3 separate regions of the Homo sapiens genome follow, and all the other regions are linked to region 1. The links are chromatin loops, found by intact Hi-C in ENCODE. Cell type or tissue: lower leg skin. All regions are shown on one strand. Each heading gives the region's core, and the rest is flanking DNA. Links, peaks and the distances in the headings are about the cores only.

Evidence for each region. Hi-C counts contacts between places; a loop is a spot of excess contacts. Peaks named below come from ENCODE experiments on the same cell type or tissue, not always from the same donor. Only the 100,000 strongest peaks of a DNase experiment are listed, where the experiment ranks them.
Region 2: a loop joins it to region 1, with 5 times the contacts of the local background. A loop is called at or near these places in 101 of 110 quality-filtered maps.
Region 3: it touches region 1 in a loop (4-fold over the local background); 2 of 110 quality-filtered maps call a loop at or near these places.

What each region holds. Positions count from the first base shown.
Region 1 is chr21:39,707,394-39,717,391 of GRCh38, forward strand. LOC107985499 (a long non-coding RNA gene) reads right to left here. Exons shown (of 3, transcript XR_001755056.2): 3 at 3,720-3,801. It also overlaps a transcript of IGSF5 not described here. Among named protein-coding and RNA genes, the nearest start is that of IGSF5, 33 kb to the right of the region's middle. RefSeq lists an enhancer at 1-494. In lower leg skin, for the core only: no CTCF peak of the experiment used is centred there; DNase peaks (open chromatin) are centred at 2,678 and 5,102.
Region 2 is chr21:39,518,091-39,528,088 of GRCh38, forward strand. It overlaps the pseudogene JCADP1. Among named protein-coding and RNA genes, the nearest start is that of SH3BGR, 71 kb to the left of the region's middle. RefSeq lists an enhancer at 9,588-9,998. In lower leg skin, for the core only: no CTCF peak of the experiment used is centred there; no DNase peak of the experiment used is centred there.
Region 3 is chr21:39,656,312-39,666,309 of GRCh38, forward strand. B3GALT5 (beta-1,3-galactosyltransferase 5) reads left to right here. Exons shown (of 4, transcript NM_001356336.2): 3 at 3,442-3,601; 4 at 4,249-9,998. The coding sequence starts at 4,249. The coding sequence ends at 5,181. Among named protein-coding and RNA genes, the nearest start is that of B3GALT5, 48 kb to the left of the region's middle. RefSeq lists a promoter at 842-1,363 and a cis regulatory region at 843-867. In lower leg skin, for the core only: no CTCF peak of the experiment used is centred there; DNase peaks (open chromatin) are centred at 4,490, 6,970, 7,590, 8,000 and 1 weaker place.

The DNA of each region.
Region 1 (9,998 bases), core at 1,398-9,397:
AATAGTGATGTTATTTGCAGGAGTAATTGAGGAAGTTGCATAGTTTCTAACCTCTGGAATAATGGCTGGTAATCGTTTCTGTCTGTACCTTAGCAGGTCTCAGGCTCCTTTCCTCCCCACAGCCTAATGGCCTGCTATTAGCTTTACAAAAGTGATTGAGTTCTGGGCAAGGCTTCTTATCATTTAAATGATAGCCTAAATGTCTTTCAAAGTTAGCTCAGCCCAGTAGCCCAGGAATAATTAAGGGAAAGGCAAGATGGGTGGTGGGTTAGCTCAGCTCACTGTTATAATTGCTCTCCTGATATAATTTTTGCAAAGGCAGTTTCAGGACTATTTAGGGGGGATGGAGGGGAGCAAGGGCTCAAAAGCAATCAGCTGCTATGCTCACTACCTGGGTGATAGGATTTGTGCCCCAAATGTCAGCATCACACAATATACCCATATAACAAACCTGCACATGTACCCCCTGCACCTAAAATAAAAGTTGAAATTTTTTTTTTTTGAAAAGGACAGTCTTTGTCATAAACTTCCTGGGGCTCAAATCCAAGCTTTGCCTTCTACTGTGTGACTTCGTGCAAGTTATTTCATTTATTTGGGCCTTAAATTCCTCATCTCTAACATAAGGATAAAATAACATTACCTATGTGTTATAAAACCATTGAGCAAAGTAAAAAAAAAAATAATCAGAAAGTGCTTCTAGGAGGCTTGCATAGACTAAAAACTCCACAAATGTTAGCTATTATATTGTGAGTGGTGAGCAAAAACGACTTCAGTTTTATGTAAAGTGTCTGAATTTTATACCGTGAGACTGTATTTTCAATGTATTATAAGTGTAATTAATAATAATAATTTTAAAAATAAATAGATAAAGTAACAGAAGTAGAAATGCAGATGACTCTGTCAAGAAGTTTAAAGAAAAGAAGGGGAAGAAAGGCAGCTCAGGGAAAAGAAGTGAAACATCTCCATTTAAACATAATGTGCTTCACACGTGTTCACAAGTCTGCACTGTGGGTTTAAGTTCTAAGCTCAATACCAGCTAGTTGAGTAACATCAACCCTTAAAACTCACTGCTTTACTGATAATGCAAATGACCTGGAGAGACATAAAATAGGAGCAGAAGTTTACCTTAAAAATCACAAATTGATGTCCATGTCTTAAGAGAAATTTATCAACATAACTAGAAAGCAGTTGAAGCCAAGAACTAAAGTGCCCTGTGAAAAAAATAAAGCATGATTTGCACAGTTCCCAGGTTCAGAATACATGGGCAAGCTAGATGGCAAGACCAGGGAAAACTCTGGTGGACACTAAATTAATTGCTGGCTGGCCACGCTTCTATGACACCAAGAGATATATCTAAGCCCCTACCACACATCCACCTGCAGTGCCAACAGAGGATGCTGGGTGGCAGGTGGGGTTCGTAGCTAATGCTGAAATTTGCATCACTTTAAGACACCAGTGTCATCATAGCCCAGTGTCATCATAAGTGCACATTTAGAATTGAGGTGTATTCACTCCTGCATTCTAACGTAGAAAAGGTCCACTTCCCATCTGGTGTCTGTGGCCAGATGGAGGTGTAGGGTCTTAGGAAAGCAATATGTCTTGAAATATTCATAATGAAATAATGTCAATTGAAATAAACCACATCAACAAAACCTAGTAGCTGACCCTACTCTTTGGTTTTCAGTCTTTAAAAATTCAGAAGGGAAATGCATCTAAGCAATTCCAATGCACCCAGTTTCCCCATTTACTAGTTGAGTAATGTAAAGGAAACAACTTGACTTTTCTAAGCTTATCTATTAATACAAAACAATGCAATGAGCGTTGCCAGGCCCTAAATATTGGGAGCACTTGCCTTGGGCCAGAAGCTCAGCATGGGGTCATGGCTTACACATGGTGAGTCCTGGCTACTCCACAGGGTGGCTGACTTCCTTCCTTGTCTCTTCCATCTACACAACCTGTGAGGAGGAAGTCACTTGACCAAATGAAAAATCTAAAACTAGGAAGCCTAAAAGTGTGGTTCAAATCTCACAGTTTACTATGTTTATCACGTTTACTCTGGCAGAGCTCATCAGCTTGAAAACCTCGTTTCTTTACCAGGGAATCCACTCTGGGGAAGCAACAGTCCAAGATGTTACTGGAAAGGAGTCCCAATCCAGATCCCAAGAGAAGGTTCTTGGATCTCGTGCAAGAAGGAATTCAGGGCGAGTCCATGCAGTAAAGTGAAAGGGGCTGCTGGTTGCCCATGTTTATGGTTATTTCTTGATGATATGCCAAACAAGGGGTGCATTATTCATGCCTCCCCATTTTAGACCATATAGGATAACTTTTTGACGTTGCCATGACATTTGTAAACTGTCATGGTGCTGATGGGAGTGTAGCAGTGAGGACGACCAGAGGTCTCTTCCGTTGCCATCTTGGTTTTGGTGGGTTTGGCCAGCTTCTTTACTGCAACCTCTTTTATCAGCAAGGTTGTTATGACCTATATCTTCTGCTGACCTCCTATGTCATCCTGTGACTAAGAATGGCTTAACCTCCGGGGAATGCAGCCCAGTAGGTCTCATCCTTATTTTACCCAGCTTCTATTCAAGATGGAGGTGCTCTGCTTCAAACTCCTCTGACAAAACCATCAGAAACCAGAGAGAAGGCAGACGCCTCAAGGTGACGCTGGCCAAGACCCAGACAGGCATCATGTGTCCCAGTGGAGACTGGCTCGTGATGACACCTGAGCCACAGACGATCCCTCTCACACCTAGATGCTATCTAAGGCCGATGGCAACCGGATGCCACCCTGAGCATGAGGTAGGAGGCAATTAACCCCTGGTTGGCTGAATTGACCCAGAGAACGGAGTTGACCTTCAGTTATCAATGTTGAACATTCTTCTAAGAAGACGTGAGGAGAGCTTGAGATAGAAATTAAATTCAGACATACTCAGCATGTAAAAATAAGGGATGTTCCATCTGTTGCCCACCCGAGGATAATGGATTGACACTTCAGGGACTTTAGCAATATGCCAGGCACTGTGCTAAGTAACTGACACTGATTAGACCGTTTAATAATTACAACTGAATGGGTGGTTAATGATTGTTATTTCATTGTTTTAGATGAGAAGCTCAGAAAAGTCAAGTAGCTTCGTTAAGATTGCACAACTAGTAAATGAGGGAATCGGGAGTGCTGGGATTTTTAAGGTGCATTTCCCTTCTGAATGGCTGAAAACTGCAAAGTAGAGTCAGTTAGACATCCAGCTATCAGCTTTATGCATTGGGTCCTATGGTAGAGAGAATGTATCTCAGGTCTGAGCCTGAACTTTCACCCTCATGCTCCTTCATAGCCCCATGTCTCCAGAGTCTGGGCTTCAGACATTGCCCTGGGTCAGGATTCCCAGGAAACAGACTCTGAGATGGAGATGTGCATGCAGGTGGTGACTGGGAATGGCTCTGAGGAACAGCCCCTGTGTGGGAGGGAGGGAGCAGGATGCCGCAGGAGAAATTAAAGTGCAATAGGGATGCAACTGAGGCCTCAGCTGATCTCACGGAGAGCTTTGAAGCTTGGGTGGCATTTCAGAGATGCCTTGAATTAAAGTTTTGGGACTGGGTCTTTGTATCCTAGCATCACTGGATGCAGTCACTGGATGCAGGCTACCCCTGGCGTCTGAGGAATGCGCACCCTGAACTGAGGGCAGGAGTTGGCCAACATACCACAGAACCACTGCAGTCCACCTGCAGCATTCCGCCACGTTCCAGAAGCTCGCTTGATGTGGGCAGAGCTCGTCTGGGACTTGGTTGGTCTCTTCCTGGATAAACCTACAATGGAAAGGTTATTGAGACAAACTGATGTCTCTGTGCTGAAGTGATCTTGGGACAATGACAGATACTCATGACCTCCCGCATCTACTACCCAGTCTTGATTCTCCTCACCCCCAGCTAGCACTGCTAGACTTAGACTTTGATGGTCCAGGGTGGGGGCTGCCCAGACTCTCATCCCTCGGGGTCTCCTTCCTCTGCTCACCATACCTTCCTTGGTTCACGACTGAGGTGCCCTCCATTTGTTATCAATATTCAGTCAGCAAGGACTAATAAACACCTCCGTGGATCATGTGGGTGCTGAAGGTGTTCTTCCTTCCTTCCATGTGCAACGGCAGGCTCTTTTTTTTTTTTTTTTGAGACGGGTCTCACTCTGTCGCCAGGCTGGAGTGCAGTGGTGCGATCTCTCGGCTCACTGGAACTTCCACCTCCCGGATTCAAGCGATTCTCCTGTCTCAGTCTCCCGAGTAGCTGGGACTTTAGGTGCGCCCCACCATGCCCAGCTGATTTTTGTATTTTTAGTAGAGGCAGAGTTTCACCATGTTGGCCAAGATGGTCTCGATCTCTCGACCTTGTGATCTGCCCACCTCAGTCTCCCAAAGTGCTGAGATTACAGGCGTGAGCCACTGCACCCCACCAGAAGCCTCTTTTTTAATGATTAGGGCCAATTAATCCTTTCAGATGGTGACACCTTTTCTTGCTGCTGGTTGTATGGCAAAAGAAGCCTGAAGTGTCAGGGAGGCAGTCCCAGCTTAATGTGTAATGAGACTCTCGCTGTGTCCCTTAGTGGGAAAAGTCCCCCTCTGGGGAGCTGCAACGATGGGAAGCACAGTTCTCTAAGTGAGCCACTGGGAGCAATCATAAGTAGGGCAGCACTCCTTCCAGCCACTGAATCCCATACTCATGGTAGACCTTCTGGGGACACAATACCATGCCTTTGTTATTGATTTCAAGAGAATATTGCATCTTGGAGTGTAGTGCCCCATCCTTGCAGGAGATTATCTCCAAGCTGTATCCTCAAAGGGTAGCTTCTTTGAGCTATCAGGACAGAAGCTCCAGGGCAGTGCGGGATGTGATAGGACTGGTGAACCCATGCTCACTTGCACGCTGTCAAACTTCTTTTGCTGTGAAGCGGGTCCCTGGGTCCAAAGGCAAGTCGTGCAGGATTCACGTGGGTGGACCAGACGTTTTGTAAACCCTCGGATAGTGATGGTGCCTGAAGTTCTGTGGAAAGGAAAGCCAAACTCCCACCAGGATATGAGTTAATTCCTGTCAAGCAGAATCATTCCCTTCCAGACTGGCTGGTTGGTCTCTGAGTGATTGTGCCATACTGGGGGCTCAGGGTTGTTCTCTGTGGCTTGCAGGTTGGGTATTTAGTAGCTAGATCAGCCTTGGTGAGTTGGAGACCATGCTGTTGGGTCCATGCATAGCCTCCTTCCCTGTCACCACAGCTGCTTCGTTCATGGGTTCATTGGGCCACTACTGGAGTGAGCAGTGAGTGAGGAGGGCTGAACCTCGGCTGGCTGAGTCATTCTCCCTCCTTGTTGTTTGATGTCTCTTCCACGGTGAATGCTGTCTTGGGGAAACTAACATAGAACATGACCATCTTTATGTTTAATGCTCATCCTGACAGGACCATTCACAGGCCTCCTTGTCCCAAACTTTGAATTTTTCTTCTTGTAAGTCACTCAACAACCAGCCAAGCCATTCACCACTGCCAGTGAATCTATATGTGTTTTAACCTCGGGCCACTTTTGTTTCCGCTCCAAGTAGATGACATTGGGAAGAAGTCCCTCATTACGTCTTTCAGGGGCACCCTGAATTATCAGGGGCTGTAGTGCAGGAATAGTCCATTTTCAGCTAGTACCATGTAGCAAGTTTACCCATCTGCCATCTGTGAACCAAGCATTTCCCTCCCTGCTCAGCAGGTAAAAAGGGACAAGCCCCTTTCCCTGCCACCGTGTGGTCACAGGAGTTAACTGAAGGGAAAGCACTGGTTAGAAGTGGTGGATGACAGGCAGGGCTGGGTGTGGGAGAGTGTCTCGGACACCTGCCACTGCAACTTACAAGTGCCTTCTGGCCCTACTGGTGCTCCATCATGAGAATTATTTGCAGATTGCTTGTCTGACCTTATGAGTTAGGGGGTCCTGACCTGAACCCAGGTCATGGTGGGCTGGCTGCATGGTCCTTGTTGCCATGGTTAGGTAGCAGGACAAAGCTTTTTTCAAATAGTGCATATTTTTCTGCTGCTAATGATGTGAGCTTGCTCTAGACCTAAGGGTCTGTGCTGTGATTCTCCTGTTGAGACTTGTCTTAACTGCCACCTGGTGTCTTTTCCCACTAGGGCCTGCCGGGCTGTATGGGCCCAACAGCAGGGACACTTGCACCTCAGCCTGGACCTGCTGCCCTGCTCTTCCTTCTCTGGGTCTCATGCAAAACTGGCATCTTTCATGTCGCAGGATAAGTGTGTTTCAGCAATGTTCCCAAGGGTGGGAAATGCTGCCTCCAGAATCCAGAGAAGTCTGCTGGGCCTTGTGCTTCCTTCTTAAAGGTGGGAGGTGTAAGGTGCAATAATTTTATGTTTTACTTTAGAGGGAATGTCCCAGCAAGCCCCAGACCACTGGATCCTTACAAACATACTGATCTATGGGGTTCCTGATCTTCATAGGGTTTCTCTCTTATCTTTCTTCCCACCTCCTGGCAACATACTTGTTGCATTTTGTTCATTCAGCCTTAATGTGTCCACATAGTGGACCAACATGATGCACTGTGGAATGTCCACAAGGTCCCGGTCTTTTCAGCCTGTATCCTGACAGAGAGCTGGAGAATTAACATCGCCCTGGGAAGAGCTGTGAATGAGTACTGCTATCCATCCCACGTGAGCGCGAGCTGCTCCTACTCCTCTCTGCTGATAAAGAGGAGAAACCGCATTCATCGGTTGCTTGGCTGTGTGCCTTGTCTATGGTCACTGGCTCTAGAAAAAGTTCTACATGGGCTCAGCAGCTGTGCTTGGGACTACACTTAGGTGAGTTTGCAGTACTTCACTTTCACCTTCTAAGATGTCTGTGGCTTGGAAGCAGCCTGATTAGTGAATGAAAAAGGGATATGATGGAATCCATTGGCCTTGCTTCCCTTGCATCTACTGTTTCCCTTGGGATACAATATTGTTTTTGATTTACTGTCTTGGCCTGAAGGCAAACATAAGTTTTTGCTTGGCTTACCCCACTGTGATAGCTCTTACTCTGCAGAACAAGGAATCTATACATGGTGTATTTGTTTACTAGGGCTGACATAATAAGTATCACACACTGGGTGGCTTAAACATAAGAAATGTATTGTCTCAGTCCTGGAGGCCAGAAGCCTGAGGGCTGGCTCCTCTGAGGTCACAAGAGGAGATCTACTCCAGGCTCTCCCACAGCTTCTGCTGGTTGCTGCAGCTGCTGGTGAGCTTTGGCTTATAGAAGCATCACTGGGGTCTGTGCCTTCTTCTTCACGTGGTATCCTTCTTGTGTGTGTGTGTCTGTGTGTAAATTTCTGTTTTATAAGGACACCAGGCACATGGGTTAGGGCTCACCCTAGTGACCTTATCTTAACTCATTACATCTGCAATGACCCTTTTTTCAAATAAGTTCACATTCTGAGGTACTGAACATCAGGACTCCGATATATAATTTTGTTTGGGGGAAGACTCAATTCAGCCCATAACTTGTGGGTTCTACCAACTGTCAAGTGTGCCCACCCCAATTACACATGGTGGATGGGGAAGCACCCACTGGGTGAGTCTACGGGCCTGATGGGCCTGGGCCAGGACTCTTCCTTCCTTCCTTCCTTCCTTTTTTCTCCCTTTCCTTTCCTTTTCTTTCTTTCGTTCTTTCTTTCTTTTCTTTCTTTCTCATCTCCCTTCCCTTCTCTTCCTTTCTTTCTTTTCTTTTCTTTCTTTTGATATGAAGTCTCACTCTGTCACCCAGGCTGGAATGCAGTGGCGTCATCTCAGCTAACTGCAAACTCCACCTCCCTGGCTCAGGTGATCCTCCTGCCTCAGCCTTGCAAGTAGCTGGGACTACAGGTGCATGCCACCATGCCCAGCTAATTTTTTGTATTTTTAGTAGAGATGGGGTTTCACCATGTTGCTCAGGCTGGTCTTGGACTCCTGGGCTCAAGTAATCCTCCTGCCTCAAGCTCCCAAAGTGATGGGATTGTGGGTATGAGCCACCATGACCAGCCCAGTTAATAATTTCTTATGCTATAAAGGCCTCTTTCTAAATGTAAATACATGCTTTTGTTTTCATCTGAGCCATAGCATTCCAACTTAGTTTTAGTCCAAGTTATGGAGGTCCACGTATTTATTTTCTTAATAATCATCTCTAGCACTCCTTCATTCCTTCATCCATTTATTTTCCATTGAGTGCTTATCCATGACAGGTAGTGTCCTAGATTCTGAGGATACGTTGTAAACAAATAAGAAAATAGATCCTTGCTCTTGTATAGTACACAGAGTGTTATGGCTAATTTTAGCTTGGATTATGGAAGTATAAATACAATTTCATTTTATGCAAGAAGAAAATATGGCTGGAAGATGATCATTCACGGGCTTTATAATTAGCATAATTTACAGTCTTCTTCCAACTTTAGGGTGAGAATTCACCGGATTACTGAGTTACCCAACCTCACTGAATCAAATGAAATGTGGGTGTGTGTGGGGGGGTGGCTGGGGAGGGAACCAACCCGGGGATGTTATTAAAGTAAAATTTTATAGGAAGTCTTTCTCATTCAGTATATCACCCTGCAGTGCCACCTGGCGGTTACAATGAAGGAAACCATTTCAATCCACACTGATAATTGTAGGAACCTGGAAACTGTGGGGGCTCCCATGCACTCATTTCCCAAGAGGGTGTCAGGAGGGTCGTGCACTAGAGCCCGCAGTGAGTACCTGTCTCAGTGCTTAGTTGCACCACTGCGGAGGAGGCATCATCCAGCCTGAAAGTGCCCTCCCTCATGACTCGTCCCTCCCCTAATACAAACACCGCACAGGTGGGGTCCAACCATAAGTCCCCACCCCTTACCACAGCTTAGACTCATTTGTTTGTGTGATTTATTTTATTTTCATTTTGTTACTAGCCACTCTAAAAACGAGAATTTTTTTTTCTTTTTTTAAAAAAATTTATTTTAGGTTTGGGGGTACATGTGAAGGTTTTTTACGTAGATAAACACGTGTCATGGGGGCTTGTTGTACCTATTTTTACATCACCCAGATATTAAGCCCAGTACCCAATAGTTATCTTTTCTGCTCCTCTCTCTCCTCCCACCCTCTCCGCTCAAGCAGACCCCACTGTCTGCTGTTTCCTTCTTTGTGTTCGTAAGTTCTTATCATTTAGCTCCCGCTTGTAAGTGAGAAAATGCAGTATTTGGTTTTCTGTTCCTGCATTAGTTTGCTAAGGATGATAGCCTCCAGCTCCATCTGTGTTCCAGCGAAACACATGATCTTGTTCTTCTTTATGGTTGCATAATATTCTATGGTGTATATGTACCACATTTTCTTTATCCAGTCTGTCACTGATGGGCATTTAGGTTGATTCTATGTCTTTGCTATGGTGAACAGTGCTGCAATGAACATTTATGTGCATGCGTCTTTATGGCAGAATTATTTATATTCCTCTGGGTATTTACCCATTAATGGGATTGCTTGGTCAAATGCTAGTTCTGCTTTTAGCTTTTTGAGGAATCACCACACTGCTTTTCACAATGGTTGAACTAATTTACACTCCCACTAACAGTGTATAAGAATTCCCTTTTCTCTGCAACCTAGCCATTATCTGTTATTTTTTTGACTTTTTAGTAATAGCCATTCTGACTTGTGTGAGATGGTATCTCACTGTGGTTTTGATTTGTATTTCTCTCATGATCAGTGATATTGAGCTTTTTTTCATATGCTTCTTGGACGCATGTATGTCTTCTGTTGAGAAGTGTCTGTTTATGTCTTATGCCCACTTTTTAATAGGATTGTTTTTCTCTTGTAAATTTAAGTTCCTTACAGATGCTGGATATTAGACCTTTGTCAGATGCATAGTTTGCAAATAGTTTTTCCCATTTTGCAGGCTGTATGTTTACTCTGTTGATAGTTTCTTTTGCTGTGCAGAAGGTCTTAAGTTTAATTAGATACCATTTGTCAATTTTTGCATTTGTTGTGATTGCTTTTG
Region 2 (9,998 bases), core at 625-8,624, 190 kb before region 1:
CGGGCCAGGTGTGGTGACTTATGCCTGTAATCCCAGCACTTTGGAAGGCCGAGGTGGGTGGATTGCCTGAGCCCAGGAGTTCAAGACCAACCTGGGCAACATAGCAAGACCCCATCCCTACAAAAAATACAAAAATCAGCCAGGCATGGTTGCGTGTGCTTGTAGTTCCAGCTACTCGGGAGGCCAAAGTGGGAGGATTGCTTGAGCCAGCACTCTAGCCCAGCCCATTGATCACGCTACTGCTCTCCAGCCCGAGTGACAGAGCAAGACCCTTTCTCAAAAACAAAACAAAACAAAACAAAAAAACCGCACCTCATTTAACTGTTAACACCTGTGCAAGCACGGCAAGTAGGTGTGAAGGGCCTGGTACATTGTAATAACAGAGAATGGCCATTAGGTGGCGATAAAAGACAAGCTTCTTGCTATGGTGTCGCTGCCCCCGAGGTCCCCTGGCTGTGAACCCGAGTCAGGGTACTGCTAGTTGACATTAGAAGGTGGGAAGAGGTATTTGTCAACCAGATGGAGGAAAATAGACAAAAACTCTACTTATAATTAATTTGTGAATTAATTAGTGTATCATTTATAAAGCTTTTATCCAAGATAACTTTATTTTGGGCCAAATGTGCATTTATTGTTTGAATGCACATCCTTGCATTATACAAAAGGAGCCTAAATTCAGTCAACAACTGATTGCATGTTGACAATTTTGATAAAGATACGGGGTCTTTTAGCCTCTAATGGGGTTCTATCTTATCAAATAAGTAAAAACAGAACTCTGATTATTGAAGGGGTTGATTATCCTTTTCTTTCGCAAGACTTTTAGTTCGAATAGAACATATGTCCAAATATTTGGAAATATATTCACGATCCTAACAAAGGCATTCCTTTCACAGTTGTCTAGGTTACTTGGCTTTTTCACTACTTTGTTTTGGAAGGACTTTCTTGGAAGTAGTAAAACTGAGTTGGGAAATCTTTAAAATGTATCAGTGCATCTGGCTGTTTTCCAAATCAGAAGTCAGGAGATTGTTCAATGATGCGGAAATGTACTCAGGTGTGGAAGATTCCAGTTGGGGAGGGGCTCAGGTGGACAGGTGTGAGTAGCATAGAGGGGGCGTGGAGTGGGGGCTTAACCTGGGGGGCTCCTGGTTCCAGTCCGGCATTCTGTAGATTTAGCACCCGGATCTTGTCAGGGGAGGTGAGAGAAACCTCCGAGGCAGACTCCCATGAATCAAGCTCACAGTCTAGGCTTACAATCAGGGTGTGGGCTTTCCTATTATTTTTATTCACTAACACTAACGGAGTGCCTGCTATGAGCCGGGCTCTGTATTAAAGGCTTCGTGTGTTGCCACAGTAACCCGATGAGGTGGATACCATCTTTATCTGGCAAGGAGGAAACTGAGGCACCGGGTTTCAATTCAGTACTTCGGCAATGGCTGAACCGAAGCTGAGATATACCTGTGTCCCACTCCAAAGCCACGAACAGCCTTCCCAACAAGCCCTTTCCTCTCGGTCCTGGACCACAGTACGGTTCCTCTACGGTGCCTGGCTGGCCGTGGGCAGTGTGCGCCTTGGCCCCAGAGCGCCTCCTCCGCCTGGCTTTGGTCCTCGCATTCTGTCTTCAGACTCGATGCCGTTCGGGCCCTGGTGCAAGGTGCCTTGCCCTTCTCACTTACTATCCACCTATTTTGTTTTCTTAGTTGCACCATCAGAGGTCTATTCCATTACCTTCATCTTCCAGTTCTTTGGGCCGCTAGCTGTGGCCGCCACCACCAGCGCCAGTTACAGAGGGAACTGGGTCACTGTCCACCCACAGGGTTCTAGAAATTGGTCAGTGGCCTCAGATCCGAAGTTTCAGGTTGCAGAGAGAAAATACTAAAACTGCCACCTGCCTTTTCCAGCCTGGTTGTCCTTGGATATATCTTGCCCACTGATGCGGAAGGACACACACACACCAATAACTCATTTGGTTCTGAGCTATCAACTGCCACGCAGTGATGTGCCAGAGTTGCAACCAGCCCCACATGGTATTTTTAGCTGAGAGAACAACTCCTTCTAGTTGAGGATGGTTTAATGAGTGCGTCTTAATCCCATGACATGAATTTTAGTTCGTTTTGTAGCAGGTCAGGTTTCTCTGTAGTCCCTGCTTTTTAAAAAATTATTTTTAATTTTAAATTAAAAATTTTGTGGGTACATAGGTGTATATATTTATGGGTTATATGAGATATTTTGGTACAAGCATGCATTTTGTTTTTTTGGGAAAGTTTTTATTTCTCCTTCATGTTTGAAGGATATTTCCACTGCATGTACTATTCTGGGGTAAGTATTTTCCCTTCAGCACTTCAAATATGCCATGTCACTTTCTCCTGGCTTGTAAGGTTTCTACTGAAAAGTCTGTTGGAGGTCCATTGTACGTTATTTGTTTCTTTTATCTTGCTGCTTTTAAGATCTTTTCTTTATCCTTGACCTTTGGGAATTTGACTATAAATGCCTCGAGGTAGTCTTCTTTGGGTTAAATCTGCTTAGTGTTCTATAACTGCCTTGTACTTGGATATTGATACCTTTCTCTAGGTATGGGAAACTCTGTTACCTTCCCTTTGAATAAACTTTCTGTCCCTACCTTTTTCTCTACCTCCTCTTTAAGGCTAATAACTATTAGGTTTACCCCTTTAGGCTACTTTCTAGATCCTGTAGGATTGCTTCATTGTTCTTTATTCTTTTTTCTTCTCTGTGTATTTTCTTATTTTTGATGCACTTTTTGTTTCAATAATTTTTGGGGTACAGGTAGTTTTTGTTTACATAGATACGTTCTTTAGTGGTGATTTGTGAGATTCTAGTGCACCTGTCACCCAAGCAGTGTACCTAATATGTAGGCTTTTATCCCTCAACCCCCTCCCAAACATCCCCTCAATCCCTTAAATTTCATTATATCATTGTTATGCCTTTGTGTCCTCACAGCTTAGTGCTCCCTTATAAGTGAGAACACATGATATTTGGTTTTTGATTCCCGAGTTACTTCACTTAGAATAATGGCCTCCAGCTCCATCTAAGTTTGCTGCAAATGACATTATTTCATTCCTTTTTATGGATGAGTAGTGTTCCGTGGTTGTATATATACCACATTTTCTTTATCCACTTGTTGGTTGATGGGCACTTAGGTTAGTTCTATATCTTTGCAATTGTGAATTGTGCTGCTATAAACATGCATGCGCATGTGTCCATTTCATACAATAAGTTCTTTTCCTTTGGGTAGATACCCAGTAGTGGGATTGCTGGGTCAAATGGTAGTTCTATGTATGTAGTCTGGAGATTCTTTTAAGAATCTCCATTCAGTTTTCCATAGTGATTGCACTATTTTACATTCCTACTGGTGGTGTAAAAGTGTTCACCATATCTATACCAACATCTATTGTTTTTTGACTTTTTCATTATGGCCATTCTTGCAGCAGTAATGTAGCATCTCATTGTGGTTTTAACTTGCATTTCCCTGCATTCGTGATGTTGAGCATTTTTTTTGTATGTTTGTTGGCTGTTTGTCTTCTTTTGAGAAATGTCTATTCATGTCCTTTCCCACTTTTTGATGGGTTATTTGTTCTTTTCTTGATGATTTGTTTGAGTTCCTTCACCAGTTATACTAGGTATGGCCATTTTACATAATCCCATATTTCTTGGAGATTTTGTTCATTTATTTTGATTCTGATTGGGTTAATTCAAAAGCCTTGTCTTCAGGCTCTGAAATTCTTTCTTCTACTTGTTCTAGTCTATTCTTAAAACTTTTCACTGCATTTTGTATTTCCCTAAGTGTGTCTTTAATTTCCAGGAGTTCTAATTGGTTTTTCTTTATGATACCCATCTTTCTGGAAAATTTTTCATTCATATCCTGAATTTTAAAAAATTCCTTTATTTTGTTTTTCACCTTTCTCTGGTATCTCCTTGAGTAGCTTAATAATCAATCTTCTGAATTCTGTGTCTGCTATTTCAAGGATTTTAGATTGGTTTGAATTCATTGCTAGGGAGCTAGTGTGATCTTTTGGGGTGTTATTGAACCCTATTCTGTCATATTACCAGAATTAATTCTCTGGTTCTTTCTCATTTGGGTAGACTATTTTTTCAAATTGTTCTTGAATGTATTTGACTGTATTTTTTTCTTTAATTTCTTTTTTTTTTTCTCTTAAGGGTCTGACTTCAATGTTTATAGTTTATTATAGCCTAATTTGATTCTTGGTGATTTTAGGGGGGAAGACTCCGTATGAGTTCCTTAGTTATAGAGAGTCTTTGTGTGCTGGCTTTCCCAGATGTTGGCTGTAGTATTTATGTACTTGGTGTATGGGCAAGTTCACTGTCTCCTACATGGTTGGAATAGCAAGGATCTCTTGAAGCTTATCTCATTCTCCCATTGTGAACAGTTTTTAAATGTATTTGATTTTTCCCCAGCATTTTATTTACTGAGTTGATGATTTAGGCTTCAGGCCAGTAGAGGAGGTAACCCTGGGTAGACACCAGTTGTAGCTAAAACAGGTAGGTAGCTGTAATACCCAGTGGTGGGCGCAGGTTCCAGCCTTGATGAAGGTGTCTGAGGGAGCTCTCAATTAGATGTCTAAGGTTTTATCAGGGTAAAGGGTGGGAGCTACCTCAGCTCCCCTGCCAGGCCAGCAGGAAAACTACTTACCTCCCAGCTTCACTCCTGTCCCAGTGTTCTGGCTATTCAGATCAGACAAGCACTTCTTTTCATCTGTAGGAATGTTGATGTTCCAAGTAGAGAGGGGTTGTGACTCTGCCTCCCACGCAAGCCTAAATCTGAGGAGTGCTCCTCCTGTGGGGATGCTATCACCCTGAATTGTACCAGAAGGCTGACCATAGGTGCATCCATGCTGCATACCCATGAGAGAAGCACCAGCTGTGTCTGCAATGGTGTACCAGAGAAGAACAAGAACCCCTTTTCCAAGACCCTTCATGTACAGACAGGCTGCCTGCCTACTGGGGCAGACTTTCCCTACTGTCCCTAGCAATGCAATTGTATCTCTGAAACTTCCCATTAGTGGATAGATCTGGGACTCAAGACCTGCTGTTTAGATTCTTTCATCTGGGTATTCTTCCCTTTGATGTTGTATTCCTCCTCTTCCCTAAAAATGGGAATTCCTGAGAACCATACTATAGGGATTGTTATTGCTCTCCTGGGTCTAGCCACCCAGTGGGGCTACCAGATTCCAGGCTGGTGTTAGGAAATGTCTACAAGGGATCCAGTAATGTGACCTGTCTTCAAGTCTCCCATCTGTAGATACCAGCACCAGCTCTGATGGAGGTGGCAGGGGAGCAATGTGGATTCTGTGAGATTCCTTGGTTGTAGATAGGCTTAGTGTGTTGGCTTTCTTGAATGCTGGTTATAATTGTAGTGAACTTGTCATGTGGATAGACTCAAGACCTCTGGTTAGCCAGGGTGCTGTATGCAGAGGTGATAGCTGAGGTCACATGACTGTTTTCTCCTTCCTGGGCACAGTGTTATTCTACTCAGAAGTGCTACAATGGACTGTGTTGGTTGGCCTCCATCCAGGAGGTGGTGATTGCCAAAGAGCACTAGCTGTGGTAGTAACAGTGGGATTTGAGCTTGCCCTAAGTTGCCCTGGGAAAGTATTCTGGTTTCTCAGGCAATGGGTGAGGCTATAAAACTCCCCAAAATTTATGTCCTTTGTGTAAAGCTACTAGAGTGGGTGGAGGGGCACAACCAGGTTGGGGCAGGGTTAGGCAGGTCTGCACTCTGACTCTCCTTGAGCAGGGTTAGTGACAGCTCCCGCAAGGGTTGGGGAAATTTTTTTCATGCTGCTTGGGTAATGTTCTGGAGAGGAGCATAACTGCCTCTGCTGCACAGGACAGTTTGCAAAGGGAGTGGGGAAAAGTGGGTAGCAGTAAGTCTCATGCAGCTCCCATGCATTTGGCAAGGCTGATCTCACTCCTGCAGTACTCTGCTAACAGTGCTGGGTTAGATCCAGGCAGTCTGTGCACAGAGCTGCGCCAGGCCATCAGCTTCCCTGCACAGATAGCAATCTTGGCTTTCAGGTCACACTGTTCCCCATCTGCCCACAAGGCTGGGTACCCAGCTCCTGAGGGTAGTGTCTGTAGAGCACTTGCCATTCACCCCTCCCTAGATTCTGCTCAAGGGAATTTGTCCCCACCTGAGATTATATTATAAAATTCAGTTGAAAACTTCTTAATTCAGTTGAAAGCTTCTTTTAAGTTGTGACCCCTCCCTGAGTTCGTTGGCTGACTTCTCTGAGGACCCCTGTGGGATATAATCAGGAATGGCTTCCCCCAGTTCATGCTGGAGACTGGGAATGCCTGCAAGGCACTTCCTGCTGCTGCTTCCACTTTTATCTTTCATGTCACTCCCTGAGTCTGTTCCAGCTCTGGGTAGAGTTAAGACCTTCTCCCATGGCCTGGATTTTCAGATTCCATGGTGGGTGTGTGTGCTCTGGAGGCAGACTCTCCCCCTCTCACACTCCGGGGACTTAAACAGTTTCTTACTTGTCTCATAGGGTAGGCTGCAGCCTGCCACTTCTTTCAAAGGTCTGTGGATTCTTTTGGTTTTCTTGTTAAGTTCCTGCTTTGATTCTTGGAAAAAAAAAATTCATTGTGAATCTCTACACAGTATTCTTTCCTTCCAAATATGAGAGACACACTAACACTGCCTCCGATCTGCCATCTTGGAAAAAAACCTGACTGTGTATTTGCAAATAGCCTGTCTTCAAGCTCACTGATTCCTTATTCTGCTTGATCAATTCTGCTATTAAAAAACTCTGATGAGGCTGGGCATGGTGGCTCACGCCTGTAATCCCAGTACTCTGGGAGGCCGAGGTGGGCGGATCACGAGATCAGGAGATCGAGACCATCCTGGCTAACACAGTGAAACCCCATCTCTACTAAAAATATAAAAAATTAGCTGGGCATGGTGGCAGGCACCTGTAGTCCCAGCTACTCAGGAGGCTGAGGCAGGAAAATGGCATGAACCTGAGAGGTGGAGCTTGCAGTGAGCCAAGATCACTGCACTGCACTCTAGCCTGGGAGACAGAGCAACACTCTGTCTCAAAAAAATAGAACAAAACTCTGATGAATTCTTCAGTATGCCAATTGCATTAGAAGTCTACCTAGTATTCTATTGTACTGCAGCCAAGCTGGCACTCAAATCATTAGACACAGTCTCTCCCGTTTCAACAGGCAGAGGAGCCTCAGTCACATGGCCACTATTGCCACAGGCCCACGAGGAGTACTGCCAGGCTCCTGCCAACGTTCACTTAAGGCCCAAGGGCTCTTCAGTCAGTTTGTGGCTCTTCAGTCAGATTCTGGTTAGGCCCCAGGAACTAGAGTCTTTTTAAAAGCTCCCCCAGCCTGCTGCCTTGAAGGATGCTGAAGTCCCTGCACTTGCTAACACCAACAGCCCAGGGGAGCTGGGTCCTGCCTCCACCAGCATTCCAGTGGTGGAGCTTCAATGAGGCTGGGCACCATGTACAGTGCCGAAGACCTCCTGATCACTCATGGGTACAAACTGTTGAGAGACCTCCCAGCACCACGCAGGGATAACCCTGAGGGATGCCAGCCAGCAAAGACAAGGATGCGAGTGGTCTGTGGCCTGCTGAATAGGCATGAGGATGGCCCTGCGGCCTTTGCACATCATAAGACACCTGCTGGGAAAGGGCGTGGGAGTGACTCTGAAAGCTGCCGCGCCACACTGAGAGGCCACGGGGATCCCCAGAGCACTTCTGCTTCTAGAACCTCTGAGGCAGGGCTTCATAATCAACCAACCCCAGACTGTTAATGACCAAGCCAACTGGAGAAGAGGAGCGCGGGAAGTCAGCAGCCTGCTGGGTCCGAGGGACCCAGAAGACCTGCAGGAATGACCCAAGCCCACAGTCCGCCCGTCCACATGAGGCAGCGTCCATAGGAAGTCAGAGGAAGGGCAGAGGATGTGACGAATAAGACAACTTGGGGCCGGGTGCAGTGGCTCACTTCTGTAATCCCAGCACTTTGGGAGGCTGAGAGGGGTGGATCACTTGAGGTCAGGAGTTCGAGACCAGCCTGGCCAACATGATGAAACCCCGTCTCTACTAAAAGTACAAAAATTAGCCTGGTGTGGTGGTGGGAGCCTGTAATCCCAGCTACTTGGGAGACTGAGGCAGGAGGATCGCTTGAACTCAGAAGGCAGGGGTTTGAGCTGAGAACACACCACTGCACTCAGCCTGGGCAACAGAGAGAAACTCGGTCTCAAATAAATAGATAAATAAGAAGGCAGCTTGGGAAGAAGAATTGAGAATGTTGGGTCCTGCCAAGTGGCTGAACGTCTGCAACCAGCCAAGGAAATTCAGGTGGCGGGTGTCTGATGGTGATGGGAAGAAATTATTTCAAGATCTGTTACTGTTCATTCAAGGAGAACACGTGTCGAATTCTCAAAACAAAGAGAAATCCCAATTATTGCCTAGAACTCTCCCCTCTCCCACCCCCATAGCCCTCCGACCCACAGCCTGAATTGCACAGAAATTTCCATTCCATTAAATGACAGACATTTACCTAAAATGTCACAGTATTCTCCCAATTATGCAACAAATTTGAAATTCACAAGTGACCCTGAGAAGGGTGGCTCCTTGGCCTCTTTTCCTCAGCCTAAGTTTGGGAGACCCCTCAAGCCCCCATCTGACGGCTTGCACCACCAGTCCCATAGGGAGTAGAAAGTGGTGACTATCAGGACAGCCAGCAGCGGATCCATAAGTCCCCAGGCATGAGCTCTGCATGTCTGACTTTGGATTGGAGCCTCCAGTAGGTACCTCCACCATCACACAGGTCACCCCCCAGCACATCCCAAGCCCCTACTTGGAAGACACAGTGCTCACTCATATGTGGCATTCACGGTCAGCAGCAGCCTCCAACTGAGAAGGCCGGGCTGGTGGTCGGCTTCCTTGTGGCCCCCTTGGAACTGGGCCCTGCAAACACCCTCTTACCTCAGGGCTCCCTCCACACCTCCAATCTGCCACTGCCCATGACAGCTTCATTCAGTACATTCCCTTTGATGACCCAAGGATATGACATATCAAACCAGCTCAACCCCAGGGTTTCTTTGAGGACACAAGGTTTGGTGATGAATCTTATAACTCCAGTCCTGTCACTGACCAAGAGCCAGCTCATGGAAAAATGCTGATGGTGCCATTTGGAATCCACAGAGCCTGATAGCCTTGTCAGGGAATAAGAGAGGCCCGGCCTTGGCTGATCCTAGCCCCTTGTGGCCATGGGTCCAGCTTCCCAGAAATAGAGAAAATGGTGGCTTTCCTGACCAAAGAGACAGCTGTGTCATGAGAGGATGGCAGCCTGACGTGAGGGGCAGCCCTCACAGACACGCAGAAAGCCAAGTTTCTTCCCCAAGCCCACAGGGCGAGGGCACTCATGAAACTCAAACCAAACTCAAAAAGTTTGAAACTGGGATTCGGACCAAGAAAAGTTCAAAGAAGTAAATGAAAACCAAACAAAAAACAAGACTGTATTTTGTTTGATTTTCATCCCTGTGAAATCAGAATCACAGCTGCCAGATACAGGTACGGACAACAATGACTTAAATCTGAGTGGGTCTGATGAGAGCACAGCTCTGCAACCACAGAGTCTGCTGAGCATGTCCTCCAGCGACCTGGGGCTGCAGGCTGTCACAGGAAGCATGGGTGGGAGAATGGAGCTCCAGAAACAAGATCTGGGGGTGGGGATCAGAAGAAGATAAAGCAATCAATGACCTTGGATTCATTTACCTTACAAAGCACAGTGAACTCCAGCATTCTGGCTCTTGGCCAGGGCACCAGTACAGAGATCAGCAAACACAAACCAGTTTCCCCAAAGAATCCCAAAGCTCGCAGCTCCTTCCTGTTGCAAAGCTGGGAGGGTCTAGTGTGTCCCTGACTCCAAAATGTTTGGACCCTGCTGCCTCCGAAGCTCAGATGCACACGGCAGTCCCTTCTGGTGACCACAAATAGAGG
Region 3 (9,998 bases), core at 1,112-9,111, 51 kb before region 1:
GAGCGAGTGTCCTGAAAGCAGACTCTAGCACTCAGGACTGCCAACACCCTCCCCGGGTTTCCTTGGTCTGGAATTCCCATCCCCTGGTTCCACCTGTTACATCACACCTCCCCTTCAAGGACCAGTGCAGATGCCACGTCCTTCACGGGGCTCAGAATGCTCACCAGCTTCCTCTCCACCGAGGGCCACAGCCCCTGGAGACCCCTTGAGCTGAGTGCTTTGTCCTTGCATACTCTTTCTGGCCTCATAGTGGGGCTTGGCCATTGTCCCTTCACTCCAGATCTCTCCTTTCAGGTCCAGGAAGTGCATCTTGAACTTAACTTTCCAGACCCCCCCTTCAGTTTTCCAGTCCTTAGAGAGGTGGACTTCTGATTCCTTTGTCTCTGTGCCCTGTAGCCTCAGGTCAGGCTTAAGGCAAGGTCTCCTCACCTGGCCTGGGGAGAGTCCCAGGACGCTGCACGTGCCTGTGCGGGTAGGATGCTGATGCCCAGATTTCCCGTTAGAGAGCCTTTCCCTATCCTGACGGCTCTAGCTTTGTGTGTTACTTACTTGTTCCACTTTAATTCAAAATGTACCCAGCAACCAGCTTGTGCACAGTTCTCTGGGGTTTCAGGAGGGATGTAAGACATACCCCTTGCCCTTCAGGCACTATGGCCAGAAGGGGGGCAGTGACCTAGGCAGAGGGCGGGAGCCAGCAGATGGGATACACTCAGAGGAGCCTGCAGCAGGCAGAGGCAGAGGAGAAGGGAGGTCTACACGTTCTGCACTGTATTTATCTCCTTCAGTTCCAAGGTTCTCTCCTGGCATCTATATTGCTCATGAGTTACAGAGCAAAGCCTGGTGTGATGGTTACTTTTAGGTGTCAACTTGGCTGGATTAATAAATACCTAGAGAACTGGTAAAGCATTATTTCTGGGTGTGTTTGTGAAGGTGTTTCCAGAGGAGATTGGCTGTGAGTCAGTGGGCTGAGTGGGGAGGAGCTGCCCTCCATGTGGGCAGGCACCATCCATTGACTGGGCCCAGATAGAACAAGAAGGCAGAAGAAATGTGAATTCCTCTTTCTCTGCTGGAGCTGGGATATTCTTCTTCTCCTGCCCTTGGACATCAGAGCTGCAGGCTCTCTGGCCTTTGGACCCGAGGATTTATACCAAGCAGGTTTCTGGGTTCTCAGGCCTTTGGCCTTGGACTGATAGTTACACCATTGGCATATCTGGTTCTGAGGCTCTTGGTCTTGGACTGAGCCACACTCCTGGCATCCCAGCGTCTCCAGCTTGCATGGCCTGTCACGGTATTTCCCAACCTCCGTAATCACGCTAGCCAATTCTTCTAAGAAATTTCTTCTCATCTATCTGTCTGTCTATCTATCTATCTGTCTACCTACCGACTTACCTACCTACCTGCCTATCTATCTTTTGATTAATCTACCTATCAATCTTTCTATCTATCCATAACCTGTTGATTCGATCTCTCTAGAGAACCCTGACTAATACACCTGGAGTGCAGAATCTGCTGGAGAAACTGCCATTCCGTTATTGACTGGCTGGTCAGGCCATACAGCCTGGTGGTCTAGATGTGTTTGGAGGTAGGGCTTCTGTAGCACAGATAGTGCCTGTTCATGGCTCTGTCCCAGGTAAGGCAGAGCTAGCTTGTGCTGAGGGCTTCTGCTTTGCAGCTGGCCTGGGGTGGCTAGGATCTGGGGACACAGGCTGCCCTTTCCAGGCTCTGTCTGCTGGTGCTGCAGGTGCCCCTACCTCCTCCTTCAGTGGAAGGCTGGCCCCCAGGTCCTCTTTAGGCCCAATACAGACTCAGCCAAAGATGCAGATGTCTCATATATGAGGATTCTGAGCTGTGACTTCTGGTGGTAACTCCACTTTAGGCAGGAAAAATGTTCAACTGCCCATGAAAACAAATGACCCCGGGTCATTTGGGTTTGGCACCTGCTCTGCCAGTTGGGTTTGGCACCTGCTCTGCCTCCTGGGAAACAGTTTGGCCAATGCACTGCATGAGGTGAGCGCCCATCCCTGGGAATTTAGAGCCCTGTGAAGGGTCCTGAGGAGAGGCACATCAGAGAGAATGAGAATTTAAGGTTTACTGTTAAAGCAACCCATAGAAAAGGAGCAGAATTATTCAAGCAAGGAAACAAAGTAGAAAAATATCTTCTTTCCCTTGCACTTGGTTTTTATGTTTCTCTCTAAAATGTATTGTGGGGGAGAAAGCAGTCCCCCAACCCCCCTAATCAGCTGCATATCTTAGCCATGCAAATAAATAATGAAAGAGAGAAAGAAGGAGAGAAAGAGAAAGAAAAGTAAAGGAAGGAAGGAGAGAAGGAAGGAAAGAAAGAAAAGAAAGAAAGAAACTTTGCAGCATCCTGGAGCACCAGTTCAGACAAGTTCTGGTCTCCTGCTTGCCTTCTGCTGTGATTTCTCTGAAGTTGCTGGGGGCAGGAGCTGGGCAGGAACTCCCCAGGGGTGCCAAGCAGAGCAGGTAGTTGGCTAAGTTTGCCTCCAGGAAAGAAGTCCCTGGAGAGCGAGCTGGTTCTAGAAAGCTCCATTATTATATTCCTATTGCTTTTGGCGAATATATGTAGAACAGAATTTTGACAATGAAATTTTCAGGTGCTCTTTTGGCCATCAAAATAACCAGCTCTTGGCTGGGCACAGTGGCTTGCCCTTGTAATTCCAGTGTTTTGGGAGGCCAAGGCAGGGGACTGCGTGAGCCCAGGAGTTTGAGACTAGCCTGGGCAACATAGTGAAACCCCATCTCTACAAAAAATACAAAGTTAGAAGAGTATGGTGGCATGCGCCTGTGGTCACAGCTACTTGGGAAGCTGTGACCCAAGTCACAGGAGGATCGCTTGAGCCCAGGAGTTCAGGGCTGTAGTGAGCTATGATTGTGCTACTGTGCTCCAGCCTGGGAGACAGAGTGACATCAGGTCTCTGAAATATTAAAATTAAAAAGCCCAAACCAACTCTGCTTTTCACTCTTTCAGTTTCATTTCTTGCTGTCCTCTCTGTCCTCTCACCCAGGGTAACATTTTTAAAGTGCCGCTATTGTGTTAAGAATTGGATTTATTCTCTGTGTTAAATTCTCTCAGCATTAACTACAGACTCTGTTATGTAAATAAGGTAAATTATCAGGATGAGAAGTGAGACTCTAATTTATGAGTTTATCATGTCTCTTTAAAAAGCTGCTAGGTGCTATCCTAACTTATTAGGCTTGAAGGATTCTGGGGGATTGGCATATTGTTACTGTTGTGGACTTTGTTTGCCTTGATCATACCCATTTTACAGATGAGAAAAGTGAGGCTGGGATTGGGGCTCAAATGCGTGCTCAGAGTCACATAAGTAGGTTGGAAGGTGACGCTACAGACACGGTAAATTGTGAAGGCCTGCTGGTAAGGCACGAGTGATTTGAATGACACTCTTTTTTTTTTTTTCCTAGTGATTCCTGTCAGAATCACCATTTTTGGTAAACAAACCAAGCCCAGAACCTGATAATTATGGAGCATTCTACACTGACAGTTCTTTGAGACAAATTTCCTCTTGGCATTTACACTGTGGCTTTAGCTTTCAAACCAGAGGTTCCTCTTACCCAGCAAAAAGTGAGTTATACGCTTTCTTAATGTTATAACGTTACCATGGATGATCCTGAACTTGCCGAGGATAGCAGAGACGGGTGGGCAGAACAGGAAAGAATCAGATCAGAGACTGTAAAAAGTAACTTAAAAAAAAATAATTCTGGCAGAGACAGAATTTGAAGGTACTTGTGCACATCAGAACACTGGACTTGCTTTTTTCTGGGAGCAGGAATGCTGCTTAATTAGATCAGAGAAGAATGCAAGTGGTCCATACATTTAGATCTACAATGCGTGGTTTCCAGACCTGCAGCTTGTTTTGCTGCGCTTCATCATGGAGTCATAGAAGGGCAGAGCTGGAGGACCGAGTGAGGGACCTGGTGCCATATCCCTACAGACAGGCAATTGGAGACTCCCGTAGGTTAAGGGCTGCAGAGCCTGGACCAATGCCCAGAATCTCTGAGCTTTTTATCTTACACCATGAAGTGACAGATGCTGGCAGATGTTAGACCTTTGTGCTTAACTGTTTAACCACACAGCACCCGACTTCTGTATGCAGCGAGGTTCTAGAGTTTCCAAAACACGGGTCTCCTCTCCCACCTCAGCCTCCTAGCATAAAACTAGACACATCCTCATGCTTTTGAGGTCTAATCATTGGATTTTGTTCCTTTCAGATGGCTTTCCCGAAGATGAGATTGATGTATATTTGCCTTCTGGTTCTGGGGGCTCTTTGTTTGTATTTTAGCATGTACAGTCTAAATCCTTTCAAAGAACAGTCCTTTGTTTACAAGAAAGACGGGAACTTCCTTAAGCTCCCAGATACAGACTGCAGGCAGACACCTCCCTTCCTCGTCCTGCTGGTGACCTCATCCCACAAACAGTTGGCTGAGCGCATGGCCATCCGGCAGACGTGGGGGAAAGAGAGGATGGTGAAGGGAAAGCAGCTGAAGACATTCTTCCTCCTGGGGACCACCAGCAGTGCAGCGGAAACGAAAGAGGTGGACCAGGAGAGCCAGCGACACGGGGACATTATCCAGAAGGATTTCCTAGACGTCTATTACAATCTGACCCTGAAGACCATGATGGGCATAGAATGGGTCCATCGCTTTTGTCCTCAGGCGGCGTTTGTGATGAAAACAGACTCAGACATGTTCATCAATGTTGACTATCTGACTGAACTGCTTCTGAAGAAAAACAGAACAACCAGGTTTTTCACTGGCTTCTTGAAACTCAATGAGTTTCCCATCAGGCAGCCATTCAGCAAGTGGTTTGTCAGTAAATCTGAATATCCGTGGGACAGGTACCCACCATTCTGCTCCGGCACCGGCTACGTGTTTTCTGGCGACGTGGCGAGTCAGGTGTACAATGTCTCCAAGAGCGTCCCATACATTAAACTGGAAGACGTGTTTGTGGGGCTCTGCCTCGAAAGGCTGAACATCAGATTGGAGGAGCTCCACTCCCAGCCGACCTTTTTTCCAGGGGGCTTACGCTTCTCCGTATGCCTCTTCAGGAGGATCGTGGCCTGCCACTTCATCAAGCCTCGGACTCTCTTGGACTACTGGCAGGCTCTAGAGAATTCCCGGGGGGAAGATTGTCCGCCTGTCTGAGGGGAGCCCAGAGGCACATCCGGACAAGTTTCAGATAACCCGTGGGGATAGTTTTTGCTAGATTTTGGAAGAGGGGGCGGGACAGAGGATGCTGTTCTTCAGTGCTGAAATCCACGCCAGAATGTCGGTGTTCATGAAGTCACTGATTAGTTCCCACTTGGTGCCCCAGGCAATAATAGGCCCGTCTCTTGGGCACGCACACTCTTCATACTAAGTGTTTGACATACACCTGGATTTTTGCATTTCAGGGGTCAGTATCCTATGACATGATGGGTGTTACCATCCTAATTTTACAGGCAAGGACACAGCAGCTGCGAGAGGTACAGAAACTTGTCCCAAGGCTCACAGCCAGTAGGCATAGGAGCGGGAATGAAAATCGAGCACTGTCAGAATCTGGTGGGCAGCCCCTGACTTGAACCACTCCCACGTGCTGCCTCCCTTAGGAGGGGACACTGATGATGAGGTCTCGGAGCCGGCATCCTTCCATCCCTGTCGAGTCCCCTCCACCTCAGCTCCCAGTCCTTGTGCTTTTTGGAGCTAAGCCTGGGATGACCAAATTCACCCCAGCTCCTTCATTCACAGGGCTGGATGTAGCTGGGATTGAGTCCATGTTATCGGCTCGGTACTCAACACAACCCAAGTTTCATCCGAGGAAATGTCCCCGCAGTGGATGCAGCTCACATGCTGAGGAACACCCAGCTCTGGACAGAGTTCTTATAAATGTATAAATTAGGCTCAGAAACCACTGCATTCTGACCTGCTGTACAGACTGCCCACACTGCTGACCTGCCTAGCGAGCAGGACATCCCTTCTGAGCCATCTGCTGCTCTCTCATTTCATCACCCCAACTGTCCCTTGTTTTTGATCAATGGGGACCAGCCACTGCCCCAGGAGCACTTTAGGGCTCTCAGTTCAAACTGAAGGACAGTTGAACTCAGATGGGGTTCATGTGGGATTCTGGGAGCTTTCTGGGAATTCAGTTGGAGTCAAGTCAGGATGCTCTCAAGGACCCCTCGGGCTCAGAGCCCTAAAGTGGGCCCTGGTGAAGCAGGGTGGTCCTGCGTCCACTTCCCAAGCCTGAGCCAAGCTCATCTTCATTGAATGTCTCATTTGGCCGAGGAACAACTGAACTTTGTGGTTTGCTGTTTAGCCTTCAGTTTGCTCCGCTGCCTCCTACCCAGAGGTTTGTGCGAGCCTGTGTTGCAGGGTTGTATAAAACCAAGGTACTTCGTTAGTTTTGCCCATTCAGCCATGGTCACGTGACATGCAAAGTAATCTTGCTCCTAATTATAGAAATGATTTTTCTTTTAATTTTTTACTTTACCAGACTTTACTTTGTACTCAGAGAAGAGGCCTCACATGGCTGTGTCACATATAAATGTTGGACTAAACTCTTACTTGAACTCAGGAAAAGTTACTTGCTGCAAAATGGTTTTGACCATGTTCAATTGCAAAAGTACGTCTGATATCCTATTTTGCATACCATTTCTTGTGTTTGGATTAAGCTGCTTCTTTGTAGATGTGTTTCCTCATCCTGGCTGCTCTGAACGCACTGGGTCATGTTCAGAAAAGCCTCCTTCTCAGGTGGAAAAAATCAGGGACTGAGCTTGTCTTTTGAAGCCCAAATTTAAGAGCCACGCCTCTCGGTTCCATAGGATGGGCCGCCTCTCATTCTGAAGATGACTGTGCTTTGAGGGAGAAGTCGTCTGTTTGGCAGTAGGCCTGCGTCTGTGTTTCGTGGTCTACCTTGTCAGGTGTGTGTCTGTGTGGCCACTGGTCTCAGTCGGCGAGGCCGGTCCAGCTGCTGCCTCTGTGTGACTGGCTTTGGGTCTGGCCTTCACAGCATCAGCTCACAGCCCACAGCTCCAGGGACAAATGAGGACAGGCGTGGGCTCTCCCTACTGCTTCTGTGTGTTCTTAAAGGATTTTCTTTGAGACCCATTGTTTCCCCTCCCCTCCCCTCCCCTCCCATCCCCTTCCCTCTTCTTTTCTTTTCTTTTTTTCTGACAGGGTCTCACCCTGTCACCCAAGCTGGAGCGTAGTGGCCTGATCTCGCTGCAGCCTTGAACTCAACGAGCCTCAAACGAGCCTCCTGCCTCAGCCAGTGGGTAGTTGGGATTACAGGTGTGTATTTCTTTATACAATGAATAATTCTTTTTCTTGAGGAAAAAACATTATTTCATGAATCTAGAACTTGAAGGAACCTTAGAGCTCATTCAATCCTGCCTCCTCTTTTATGTGGGATGCAAACGAGGCTCAGAGAGACGTAACAACTTGCCCAGGACCTTCCCAGCTTGTTTGTTGCAGAAGGAGGGTTCCAGCTCAGCGTGGGTTTCCTGGTGCTGTCTTGTCTGGATGTGAGAGTGAGAAACAATGTGAAAGCATGAGTGAGGAGGCCAAGCAGTGCTTCCCCAGGAACACCCAGCGCTAGCTCCAGAGTGGGAATGGAGAGGTCCAGGTTGGCCGGGCCGGGGCTTCACCGCAGGCACCCAGAGAGGAAGGATTCCGATGGGCAGGTGCTGAGCTAGGGGCTGTGTAGGTATTGCCTCATCTACATGCTCTCAATGAGTTTTCCGGGGGCAGAGACCTGCAGTTGCTCAGGTTTACAGATTAGGAAACTGAGGCAGAGAGAGAGAGGGTGAACAACTCATTCAAGGTTACATAGGTGAAAAGTGGTGGAAACGGGGTGACCCTAAGCTGCCCTGTGGCCTCCCCAGCCACCTGCTGACGGAGCTGTGGGAGCACATTGCATTGGCTGCTCCCACTGCCTCTCTGGGGTGCCTCCTCAGACTCCCCCAACCATACACGCCTACACCCAGCCCCCAAACCTCCGTACTCTGCCTTCTACTGTGACTGTGGCAGAAGCCACTTGGCCCCCGTGGTGCCAGAACCCCTGGTATTGGACTGACTCCAGCTCTTCTTCCACAGCTCCTGATGTGGCCTCACTCTCGTCCTACCACCTGCTGTCCCCTCTGCTGGATCACCCCATTAGCACACAGACACGCTGCCATTTTCCACCTGACCAGAAATGGCCACCACCTTCCCCGACCCCTTCCCTGACCCCCTTCCCCGTCCCGCTGCCCCATCCTGTTGCGTTTCTGGTGGAACCCCGCACGAGAGTTTTACTTGTCTGTTGCCTCGTCCTAATCCTTCCCTTCTTTCCCAAATGCCGTCTCATCAGACTTCTGCACCCCCACTCCACCCACATGGCCCTTCTCAGGGCACCCACCACCCCCTGTGGCTGGGTCCTGTGGGCAGTTCTTGTTCTCCTCCTGCTTGACGTGGCGAGTCCTCATCACCAGCTTCCAGGACACCGGGTGCTCTTGGTCTCCCTCCTCCTTGCTGCTCGCCTTTTCCATCTCCCCTGCTTGCTCCTTCTCTTTGCTCTGACAGTGTCGTGCTGGAGGATCCTGGGCTCTGCGTGGGGCCCCCTTTCTTCCCTGGTTATACCCAGTCCTCCGAGGGGCCCACCTTGTCTCATGGCTTTAAATATGTTGATGATGTTTCCATTTATCTCCAGCCTAGAACTCTTTCTTGCTCTTCAATCCACTGCCTACCTGATTTCCCATAGTGAACAATCCAACACTGACCTTCTGGTTAACTGCCCCACATCCAGCCCATCTGCAGCCATTCCCGTCTCAGGTAATGGCCACTCCATCTTCCTGCAGCTCAAGTGGGAAGCCCTGGAGCCATTCCGACTCCTCTCCCATCTGGTGCATCAGGAAAGACTGTGGGAACTACCTTCAAATTCTCTCCAGGAGCCAACCACCTCCTGCCCCTCCACTGCGACCACCCTTGTTCAAGCCTGCATTGCCTCTCACCTGCATTCGTGCAGCTACCTCCAGACCCTCCCTCAGCTTCCATTATTGCATCCTTTGGTCTCTTCCCAGCAGCATCCAGAGTGATCCTTTGAAAATCTCATTTCTCTGCTCAAAACCCTCCTGAGGTTTCCCATCACCAAGGATATTAAGGATAAAAACCACATCCTTCATACCATTGTCTACCTGTGATTCCCTAATCGTGTCCCTTTGCTCACTCCCTCTGGCCTCTTGCTGTTCCCTGAACAGCAGTCTGTTCCAGCCACAGCAGCCCCTTTGCCCTATGTGCCCATCCCCGTCAGCCTTGGCACTGGCTGTCCTCTCTGCTGGGAGTGCCCTTTCTTCAGATGCTCTCATGCTTCGCTTCTTTGCCTTGTTGACATTTGGTCAATGTCACCTTCTCAGTGAGGCCTACCCTGACCTCCCTGTAGGAAAATGCAACTCACCTCACTCCCATGCCCCGTACCTTATATTGTTTTCCTTGCACTTACCAATTTCTAACAAAGCATGTAATATCTGTTTATTATAACATATCTATATTTTATGGTTTATGTTTCACGCAACTTGAATGTAACCTTTGTGTGGGCCGTGGGTCTTTCTCTGTTTCCTTCACTGACGCACCTTGGATTCTTAGCATGGTCCCAGCACATAGTAGATGCTCAATAAACATTTGTTGAGTGGAACTGAATGTATTGGTATGGTAGGTGGGTTTTAGAAGGGAATGGGTGAACCAGGACTGAAAAAAAAGAAATATTTTTCAAAGTAAGCCAACACTGTGGTTTCACTTGAGTCAGTAAGTAGGAAATGGGTGCGACTCTGTGACCTGAAAACCTAGAAATGCTCCACAGCCATGCTCTTCACCCCTTTTCTTCCAAAACGGAAAACCTCACACAATGCAGGGTGGACAGAATCACACGGTGCAGTCTGTGCGCCTGTCCTCCAGCCCGACACCTGGCCAGTCCTGTCTCATCTACACTGTCATGCAAACTCTTGTTTTTG